Regions from separate parts of the Homo sapiens genome. Here region 2 is linked to region 1. Evidence: read pairs that join two places in POLR2A ChIA-PET (ENCODE). Cell type or tissue: PC-3. All regions are shown on one strand. Links, peaks and the distances in the headings refer to the core of each region. The heading gives the core; the rest is flanking DNA.

What was found. ChIA-PET counts read pairs that join two places held together with the same protein. Peaks named below come from ENCODE experiments on the same cell type or tissue, not always from the same donor. Only the 100,000 strongest peaks of a DNase experiment are listed, where the experiment ranks them.
Region 2: POLR2A ChIA-PET joins it to region 1 with 8 read pairs; 6 of 35 experiments call an interaction of 5 or more read pairs at or near these places.

What each region holds. Positions count from the first base shown.
Region 1 is chr11:58,562,035-58,567,438 of GRCh38, forward strand. LPXN (leupaxin) reads right to left here. Exons shown (of 9, transcript NM_004811.3): 3 at 2,121-2,167. Among named protein-coding and RNA genes, the nearest start is that of LPXN, 11 kb to the right of the region's middle. In PC-3, for the core only: no CTCF peak of the experiment used is centred there; a DNase peak (open chromatin) is centred at 3,197; H3K4me3 peaks cover 252 bases; H3K27ac peaks cover 1,302 bases.
Region 2 is chr11:57,769,302-57,774,705 of GRCh38, forward strand. All of the region lies in intron 1 of CTNND1 (catenin delta 1), which reads left to right. The region is part of intron 2 of TMX2-CTNND1 (TMX2-CTNND1 readthrough (NMD candidate)); the gene reads left to right. Among named protein-coding and RNA genes, the nearest start is that of CTNND1, 10 kb to the left of the region's middle. In PC-3, for the core only: no CTCF peak of the experiment used is centred there; a DNase peak (open chromatin) is centred at 3,420; H3K4me3 peaks cover 1,398 bases; H3K27ac peaks cover 2,351 bases.

The DNA.
Region 1 (5,404 bases), core at 705-4,704:
ACAAGAGATGCATCTAAAAGAATCCAGACTTAAGCAAGGGGCTTCATTGTGCTGGGTTTTTTTCCCCTACTTATTTCTCTGTTATATTTTTATGACTTATTCCTCTCGATTATTACCAGAATTATTTTTGTTTATGTAAAAGATACATTTCTAAATTATTGCTCATGTTGCTATTGATATATAACTATACTAGAAATGTTATTGCATTGTTATATTCAGAGCTAGTATTGAAAATACTTTGAAGGTATGTTAAAAGCAATATTTAGTTCATTTAAGCAAGCCAGAGTAAATAGTAGAAACAGAATGCAGGAATCTAGTTTGTGTGTCTAATATTCTATTTATATGCTAGCCTTGCCAGCTCAGAGTGATACTAGTCTCAGGGATGTGCATCTATCTATTACATATTTACTAGGTCACCTGGATTTTATGTCACTCTCCCACAGAGGCCTGGCTACACAGCAAGTATCATTCAGTAATAGGAAGTACATCAAAGGCCAGTCAGGAAAACACAAACCACATGAGTACACAGAGTTTAGACCAGAAACCTGATTACACAGGTGAGGGGAGAGCTAAGAAGCAAAACAGAAGACACTGAATAACCCAGAAGTCACTACTACCCCTAAGCCAAAGGGAAAAAGAAAAGAGGAGAAGTTACCAGAGCTAGGGGCCCAAGTCAACAGGCAGAAGGTGAAACCACAGCAGACCTGTTGTGCTCCAGCTGAAGTCATAAAGAAGATAAAGCTGCTGACAGAGATCCTGTGGAAATAGAGCGACTTGTGGGGGGGAAATGCCCTGGATTTCACTGCTTTTTACCCTGCAGTCTTTCCACAGTGCCTCCCATTGGTTGAAGACAGTGAGGACCAACTGATCCTGGAGCCTGGAAAACCCAAGGGGTCAGCTCCCCTGGAATACAGAGCAAGAGAAGGAGGAAATCATGGGAAATAGGCCAGAGAGGCCCATACTATGAGGAAGAGGGTGTCAATAAGTTAGTATTGGTACACCATCAGTTAATAATCACAGTGCCAGATATACAGGCTGTTGGTTGGGCTAGTTTTCATGTTATATGTTCATGCATTCACTCGCATTTCTACTGGAGTCTTGGTTTCCTAGATTTAAGAAACCAAATATTTACTGAGGACCTATTGTGTGCCAGCCACTTTTTGTTATTGTTTTGCTTTGTTTTTATTTTTCATTGGGGCTTCAGGGACTGGGGAGGGACTAGGAGGAATTCTCATCTGGCAACATCCTTGGAACTAGAATAAACTGGCAATATGTATCAATAAATTGGCCTCACCTTCACCAAAGTAAAAAGCATCCTTAAGAGGGAAGTTTTAAGAAAACTTCTTGTAGCACAGTTCTTGCCTTATTTTTGCCTTGCATGTGTGCACTATTGACTGCAATCCTGAAACCAAATAAGGTGTGATCTAGCACTGTTTCCCAAGCATGAATCTTTACTATCTATATTTTATGCTCTTTAATTTGTTTTCCAGAAAGTTGTCTGATGTTAAAAATTGCAAGCTATAACTAAGGAGAGAATAAGTAAGTTAATCTTGTTATTTTTTCAGACTGCCAATTCTGCTTTAGCCAGGAGAAATGATTTAGTAAGTGTATCTGTTTTAATATGGAACTTCTCATAAAAGGAAATCCCTCTACCCACTATACAAATTTTGAGCAAATATGGAAAGAAAAAGTAAATACTCATCAGTTGGCCATGGAGACCCACTGTCTTAGTTTAACCCTCATCCTAGCTCTGACATTGCTAGAATCTTGCTGAAGTTTCTTCAGGTGTGTTTTATCTTTCAGGAAACTGAAGCATAACATCTGGAATAGCGTGGACAAAACATCTGTGGTAACTCTGGGAGTATTTACACTTCTTTAGGTGGTAATGGACATAGCAGGGCCCACTAGCCTAGACAACCCTTCCAGAAGCCAGGCACCTTGAGAAGTTGTCAAGTCAGCTTCACAGAATTCTACCTATGCTCAAAGACTATGGAAAGAGGAGGATGATATACGAGTTCTAATAATAAACACTTGCAAAGCAAATTATCACCCAAACAAAGATTGATAACAATTATCTACTAACTTTAATTTTTAAAAGCATTTAATAGAAAAAAAAATACCTGTAGACATTGAGCTCCTGGATATTGGTAGTATACACGAGCTGCGCCTAAGATATATAAGTGACAAGAGAAGAGCAAAGAATAAATTTTTGTTATCAGAATGTTGAGGCTTAATGATACCCACAGTTAATAGATGTTTGTAGCTTTTAAAGGGGACTGACAAGTGGCATATCTATGAGCTCTTCTTTCACAAGCCAGAGGAATTACCAGCCATCCCACAAAGAAAAGCCAAATTCTAAACAGAGTAGTTGGCATGTGAACAAACACTAGCAGCCCCTCCTTGCCTAAAAACCACCCAAATAGAGAAGTTGATCCTCCTTAGATAAGAACCATAAATCAAATAAAATGGGTCAGAGCTAAGCCCCTTTAACTAAACAGGATGGTGCCTAGGAGGAGACTATAATGTTATTAAACTTGACATATGAAAAGAAATAACATGTGAATCTAAAAGATGGTTGGCTGGCAATTCATTTATTAATTGAACAAATATGTATTGAGGGCCTGTCATGTGCCAGGGCTGAGGATGTAGCAGTCAAAAAGCAAAAAAATCAAATAAAAACTGTAAGCCCTGAAGCTTACATTCTGGTGCTGTGAAACAAATAATAAAGAAATTGGTATGTAAAAGTAATATTCTGCATAGAGGATGGGAAGTGGGGAGAGACAGCAATTATAAATATACTGATCAGGGAAGGACTCACTGAGAAGAGAACGCTTGAGCAAGGACTTATATAGGAGGTGGGGAAAGAAAGCAAATATCTGGGGTCATATGATTCAGGTGGAAAGGCCAGCAGGAAAACCACCTGGAGCATCTGTGGAACCACGAGAAGGAGAGTGTGGCCTGAGCAGAGTGAACCAAGGACACAGGGACAGCAAGTAAAGGGGCCAGATCATACAGATGAGGTGGCCACATCACCAAACGTTCAGAATGGGGTATTTTTTAGAAAGAAAATGGGTTCCAAAAATAAGTCATATTGTATCATTTTTAAAATATGTGTTTATTGGCCAGGCATGGTGGCTCATGCCCGTAATCCCAGTACTTTGGGCAGCCGAGGCAGACGGGTCACGAGCTTGTATCATTTTTAAAATATGTGTTTATTGGACGGGCGTGGTGGCTCACGCCCGTAATCCCAGTACTTTGGGTGGCTGAGGCAGGCGGATCACGAGGTCAGGAGATCGAGATCATCACGGCTAACATGGTGAAACCCCATCTCTACTAAAACTATAAAAATTTAGCTGGGAGTGGTGTTGCGTGCCTGTAATCCCAGCTACTCAGGAGGCTGAGGCTTGGAGAATTGCTTGAACCCGGGAGGCAGAGATTGCAGTGAGCTGAGATCATGCCACTGCACTCCAGCCTGGGTGACAGAGCGAGACTCGGTCTCAAAAAAAAAAAAAATGTGTTTATTGACCTGAATTTGGTCTTATTATATTGGTGGACCTATAAGATAATTCTATCCAAAATTTATTTTCAAAATAAAAATTTCCTGAAATATCTTAAAGTGATAGTGATACAAAGTTATGAACATTCAAGCAACTTTAAAAAAATATTGGCCAGGCACAGTGGCTAACGCCTATCATCCCAGCACTTTGGGAGGCTGAGGCACGTGCATCATTTGAGGTCAGGAGAATTTGAGACCAGCCTGGTGTCATGTGACCAGACATGGTGAAACCCTGTCTCTACTAAAAATACAAAAAAATTTGCCAGGTATGGTGGTGGGTGCCTGTAGTCCCAGCTACTCGGGAGGCTGAGACAGGAGAATTGCTTGAACCCAGGAGGCGGAGGTTGCAGCGAGCCAAGATCATGCCACTGAACTCCAGCCTGGGCAACAGAGTGACACTCTGTCTCAACAACAACAAAAAATTGATTATCTGAACATTTTTAATGGTACAGACAATTATTCTTTATATGTATTCACATACCTTAATTGGTTATTTAGATATTATTGTCTCTAGCATTGGGATGTGGACATTTTTCAGGAACATGTGTTTTTTTTCGTTTTTTATTTAAACAGTTATTTTTTTATAAAACTGCAATCTTTTTCAAAACTTCATTTTATGGTTAATATATTTGAAATTATGGACAACTTTAATTGATGCTTCACTATATGTTTTTAACTGAGAACACATTTCCTCTCTAGATACTGATGAACCTGTAAGTTCTGCTAAATGAAGAATCTTCTCATTTTTTAGATTAAAATATGTAAATATTTCAGGCCAATATCGTCATAGGTGCTGTCTTTCTACCTTCATTCAAAGCACTTTTGCTCAATAATTTCTTACAAGATAAAACTTTCAAGTTGTCTATATCTGTGATTGTTTCAACATTTCACCAAATCTAGATACTGCAAAATCATAGACTTTCACAATTTTTCTCCATTTTGGTAGAGAATAAAAATTTATCCAAATAAAATTAGAAGTCAAAATACATCAAAGTCAAGATTTTTCTGAAGCACAATTGTCAAAATAGATAATTAAACCATATCTGCTTTCATCTTTTGATTTGTTCAACTCCTTCTTCGCTTTTGTAGGGAGAAATTTGAGCTTCTTCCTTTGCAAGCCTTATTTTACATAATTGTAACTTGCTAAAAGCTTCAAAAGCTGAATTTTCATGCTACATTCATTCAGTAATCGATTAAAAATTTCCAACTGGTCTTGAACATAATGCAATCTAAATTTGGGTTGCTTTACAAAGTGGTTTTTCAAAGGCTCAGGCATTCCCAAAATCCAATTGATGACATGCAACACAGACAGGAATATACATATAGTCATTCTGAAATGTTTCCTTGCATGGTAGTGTTCAATATCAGCTTCTGTCAGAAAAGTTTTGTAGATCAGTTACTTATAAAATCTGTGTGTGTGTGTGTGTGTGTGTATATATATATTTATAATTTATACATTTTGACAATTTTAGTTTCTGTTTTGACTGACAGAATACCGCAGCTTGTTTGAATGCAGTCACAAATTTTGTGCACATTACAACCAATTCCAAGTACATTTCTGCTTCATAGCTTGTTAACTTGGTAAGAACATTTTTAACACAATGCTGTGCTCTATTAACATTTGTATTCATATTCTTACAACAAAAACAACAGTTTACCTTCAATGTTGAGCTTTTCAACTAAATTTACAGTGGCATTAACAATGTCAGATGTTTCACTTTTTGACTAGGAAATAAATTTTCACATATTTTATTTTGATTGTTTGAATTAGATAAAAAACAAAATTGAAACATTTCAGAATTAATACATTTTTGAATTGAGACCTCTAAGGAAATTATTATAAAAAAC
Region 2 (5,404 bases), core at 993-4,992, 790 kb before region 1:
ACAGGGCGAGACTCCGTCTCAAAAAAAAAAAAACAGAGAGACAGAGTCTTGGTATGTTGCCCTGTCTCCAACTCCTGGGCTCAAGTGATTCTCCTACTTCAGCCCCTGGAGTAGCTGGGACTACAGGCACACACCACCTTGCCTGGCTATTTAAGCTAATTTCTTTTGGCACTCTGTAGCCTCCCACATTCAGTTCCTCACATTTATTTTACCTATAATTTCTTCTACCAATTCTCCTGTATTTTCTCCTTTTCTTTTGCTTTCCTGTTCTCTGTGGTGTCTTCCTTTGTCTCTCTTTGCCTCCTCTTGCCTCCCCTATCTTTTTTTTCTTTTAGGTTGGGTTTCCTTTTTTTCCCTTTAGGTTTTCCCTTAGGTCTTCATGGGCGTTGCTTTGCCTCACTAACAGTTAACATAAAGACGTATTTCTGTTTCTTGTACCCATGTGCTAAAGGTACAACTGTTAGGATACCACTTCATTTCAGTTAGATCTAGTTTAGGCATACAATTGTAATCCAAGAAGACTGATCTCTTCTAGTGATTCAGATTGGTTTTATCTTTGATTTTTAGATTTCATCTGCATTTCTTGATTAATTACTCATTTTGGTTTAGTTGACAGTTGAGCAAAAAAAAAATTACTTTCTCCGGAGTAAATCATCTGTTTTATTTATGCTTTCTATGTTGTTCTATGTTGTAGTGCAGTAGCACATTAGGAGGTATCTTTGTGGAGTGAAAAGATTTTTGTGGCTGGGCGCGGTGGTGGTTCATGCCTGTAATCCCAGCACTTTGGGAGGCCGAAGGCAGGTGGTTCACCTGAGGTCAGGAGTTTGAGACCAGCCTGGCCAAAATGGTGAAACCCTGTCTCTACTAAAAATACAAAAATTAGCCGGGCGTGGTGGCGGGCGCCTGTAATCCCAGCTACTCGGGAAGCTGAGGCAGGAGAATTGCTTGAATCTGTGAGGTGGAGGTTGCGGCGAGTGGAGATCGCACCACTGCACTCCAGCCTGGGCAACAGAGTGAGACTCCGTCTCAAAAATAAAAAATAAAAAAAAAAAAGAAAGATTTTTGTTACACGGTTGGGCTCGGTGGCTCACACCTGTAATCCTAGCACTTTGGGAGGCCGAGGCAGGCGGATCACGAGGTCAAGAGATTGAGACCATCCTGGCCAACGTGGTGAAACCCTGTGTCTACTAAAATTTCAAAAATTAGCTGGGCGTGGTGGCACATGCCTGTAGTCCCAGCTCCTCAGGAGGCTGAGGCAGAAGAATCCCTTGAACCCAGGAGGCAGAGGTTGCAATGAGCCGAAATCGCGCCACTGCACTCTAGCCTGGCGAGAGAGTGAGACTCCATCTCAAAAAAAATAAAAAAATAAAAAAAAAGAAAAGAAAAGATTTTTGTTTTAGGAAGCTCATATTTTAAGAAACTAAAATATATTCTCATGGTTGAGGACATAAGACATTGTTATAGAAACTAGGTCAACTTCTCAATACCTTTATCAAAGCACCTGCAGTTCCCATTTCATTGCAAGTGAAGTAAATCTCATTGAAATAAAGTAGCTGGTGTATATTCAGTACACTTTTAAAATAGCCTATTTTAAAAGAGAAATTGGTGCCAATCTGATTTATTTCCTGCTTTGTTGGAATGGGGGAAGTTCTGTAACCTCATTGCTGTTCTGCTCTCTATTGACTACTTTGTTAACTGGGGCACAGTTGGCCTCTTGGATGTCTACCGTGCTGAAGGTCAGCCAAATAGGCAGGTAAGACTACCTAGGCCTCTTCATAGGCCTAACTAAGATCACAGTTGGAAAAAAAAAAGTATAGAAAAAGAAAAGAAAGTTGTTTTTTTTTTCTAAAATTTAACTTTTTGTATTCATTGAAGAAGGAAGTAAAACATCTCCATTCAAAAGAAATTTGAGAGTCTGTTTATGCCATACACTGAAGTACAACAATAAACAAAATAGACCTACTGTTTGTTCTCAAAGAGCTTACATTCTAGTTGTGAGAGACAAATAATAAGCGAGTAAATATGTAGTATGTCAGAGTGTGGTAATATTATTGAGAAAAAAGTAAAGTAGAATGAGTAGTATGGAGGAAAGAACGTCTCAGGGTGGGGGTGAGGTTATTTTATATAGAGTGGTCAGGGAGGGTCTCATGTGTAAGGTATGTTTGAGAGAGACCAAGAGAAATGGAGGATGGAGTCATGTAGATATGAGGAGTAGGAAGTGCAAAGGCCCTGAGGCTGGTTATTGCCAATGAACAAAAGAGATTGAGGGGAGGGAAGGAGAAGTAAGAGACCTGTCCAGAGAGGACCAATGGGAATGTATTTTGGGGGAAGGGGAATAATGTAGGGTCTTGTTGTATACTATATTGTACAAAGAAAAATTATCTCCACTTCAAACCCCAGAGACAACGGCTGTTACCGAATTTTTGTGTCTTTCTTGTAACTTGAGGTAGCACCTGACCCAACCTCCATATTTCTCCCATTGTGGAATCTCCATGAAAGTATAGTTAGCAGATAATTTGCATAGTAGCAGATTTTGCATAGGTTGATTACCTTTGTCTTAGAGAATGATAATAAGGCAGCTACTTAGAATAAGCTGATATGTTTTTGGGAAGTGGGATCAAAATTTTTCTTTTTCTTTTTTTTTTTTCTTTTTTGATACAAGGTCTGTCTCGGCAGTGTTAACAATCTCAGCTCAGTGCAGCCTCCGCCTCCCACGCTCAAGCCATCCTCCCACCTCAGCCTCCTGAGTAGCTGGGACTATAGGCATGCACTACTACACCCAGCTAATTTTTGTATTTTTTTTTTTTTTTTGTAGAGACAGGGTTTTTCCCTGTTGCCCAGGCTGGTCTCAAACTTCTGAGCTCAAGTGATCTGCCTGCCTCGCCCTCCCAAAGTGCTGGGATTACAGGTGTGAGCTACTGTGCCCAGCCCCCAAATTTTTCTTTCCAAGAGAAATACTGTATATTTCTCCATCTTCTTATCTAACTAGTCAGTTTTCTATAAGCAGGAGTGACAGCCTAGACCTGTACAGTTTCCTTTTGAGGACAAAATTTATTGGTTTGGTTTATGTGCTTTTGACCAAATAGGCTTGCCCCACTTGTCTGCTGCTTCTCCTTTTGCTCATTTGACCAAAAAGCTCCTGTTTCCCCATGCCCTGATTGTTGAGAATTCATGGCTTTGAGGACCCCTTTATAGGTCACCATATCCGTATTTCTGTCTTGCACATTGGGAGAGATGATTATCCCTGAAACTAACTTTCCTTATGTTTGTTTAGGCATTAGAGGTTATTAAAGCACATCCTGAGCCACTTTACCTAGTTGACTTTGGAGTTGAGGAAGAAGCACCAACTATTTAGTGATTTGATGTTCCATGCATATACGAAAGTAAAAGGATATTTGATTGAATACCTATGTCTTGAATCACACACTGTTACTTTCCCTCTTAAGATTTCTGGTTTAGCTGGTCTGTCCCTCAGTGAGAGTCTCTGTCTCGTTCTCTCTCTCTCTCTCTGTCTCGCTCTGTCTCCTCTCTCTCTCTCCCTCTCCCTCTTTCTCTCTCTTTCTCTCACCCGTCTCCTCCTCTCTCTTTGGAGTTTTTAGCCCTGGCTCTTAACCTGGTTACCCTCTGTTCTTTCCTTTAATTATGCTTATCTGGTTGTCATCTGGTTACTTAATATTAGGGATGCCCTCAACCAAGAAACTTTTTTTCTTCCCATCTCCTCCTTTGTTCAGGTAACTGTATCGTCTTGCATGGGAAATAATCCAGGCAATCAGAGATTACCCAAAATTTTGAAATTGTTTTAAACAACTGGTTTATATGTATTACTTCATCATATATAGATGGTGTGAGATGTTTGTGGTTGTCTTGAGAGTTTTTTGAGATAGAGCTTTGCTCTGTCATCCAGGCTGGAGTGCAGTGACATGATCATAATTTATTGCAGCCTTGACTTCCCAGGCTCAAATGATCCTCCCATCTCAGCCTCCATCACATCTGGCTACTTTTTGTGTTTTTTGTAGAGACATGGTCTCTATATGTTGCCCAGGCTGGTCTCGAACTCCTGGGCTCAAGTGATCCTCCTCCTTTGGCCTCCCAAAGTGCAGTAATTACAGGCATGAGTCACTGTGGCCAGCCTGAGAGTACCTGAGATTATGTTTTTTTTTTTTTTTGAGACGGAGTTTAAGCTCTTGTTGCCCAGGCTGGAGTGCAATGGCACGACCTCGGCTCACTGCAACCTCCACCTCCTGGGTTCAAGTGATTCTCCTGTCTCAGCCTCCTGAGTAGCTGGGATTATGGGTGCATGCCACCACGCCTGGCTATGTCTTTTTTTTTTTTTTTAAATTAAAAAATTTTTTTGGCTGGGTGCAGTGGCTTACATCTGTAATCCCAGCACTTTGGGAAGCTGAGGTGGGCGGATCGCTTGAGGTCAGGAGTTAGAGACCAGCCTGGCCAACATAGCAAAACCTCATCTCTACTAAAAAAAAAATATAAAAATTAGCCGGGCGTGGTGGTGGGTACTTGTAGTTCCATATACTCAGGAGGCCGAGGCAGGAGAATGGCTTGAACCCTGGAGGCGGAGGTTGCATTGAGATTGCACTATTGCATTCCAGCCTGGGCAACAGAGTGAGACTCCGTCTCAAAAAACAAAACAATTTTATTTTTGGTTTTGTTTTAAATGTACCTTTATTGTTTGACTTTGGGATCTGGGAGAGAGTATGTCTTTTAATGCCATTCTTCTTTCTTGAGTCTTCGGTGACACATGTTTACTTGTGGGAATATTTCACTTTTTAGTTCTTTTAAAGACCTTTTGCTATTCGCTTGCTCTTACTCAAACCAGAAGTTAAAGTGGCTTGCATAAGTGTCAGAGGTAACCACTTGGATCCAGAGTTTCTGGTTCTCTCTCTGTTGTCAAGTGGTTTAGAATTATCTAGGGTCTTTAATGGTAGATTTAAGACTTTGGAGTTCTTTTGGGATAGAATATGCAACCAGGTTTTGAAAATTTGGCATAGCTCTTTGTTCCTTGAAGGCCATCTAAGATGTTTTAAACATAATTGTGTTCTCCAATCTGCAGTGTACAGAGGGATATCCTACAATGTAGCAACTCGGGATTCCAGAGAAGATGGTGCTGGCAAGTGAGACAGTTCTTCCTTCTAGGTTCTAAGTCTGCAGTACAGGAGTTAGGACTGTGCCATTCCAGCCATCCTTATATTTAGATTCATGCTTTCAAAGAGCCTCTAATCTAGACTGAATAATGATCTGAGCTGTCTGGTGAGCAGTAAAACTGGCCCAAATAATGTATTTTATAACCAGTGCCCTTTTAGCAAGAAAGTCAGTGGGTTGTTAGGGATAGGCCACTACAGTGGTTCACAACAGGCCATAAGAGTCTATGAGGGTTTATTTATTTATT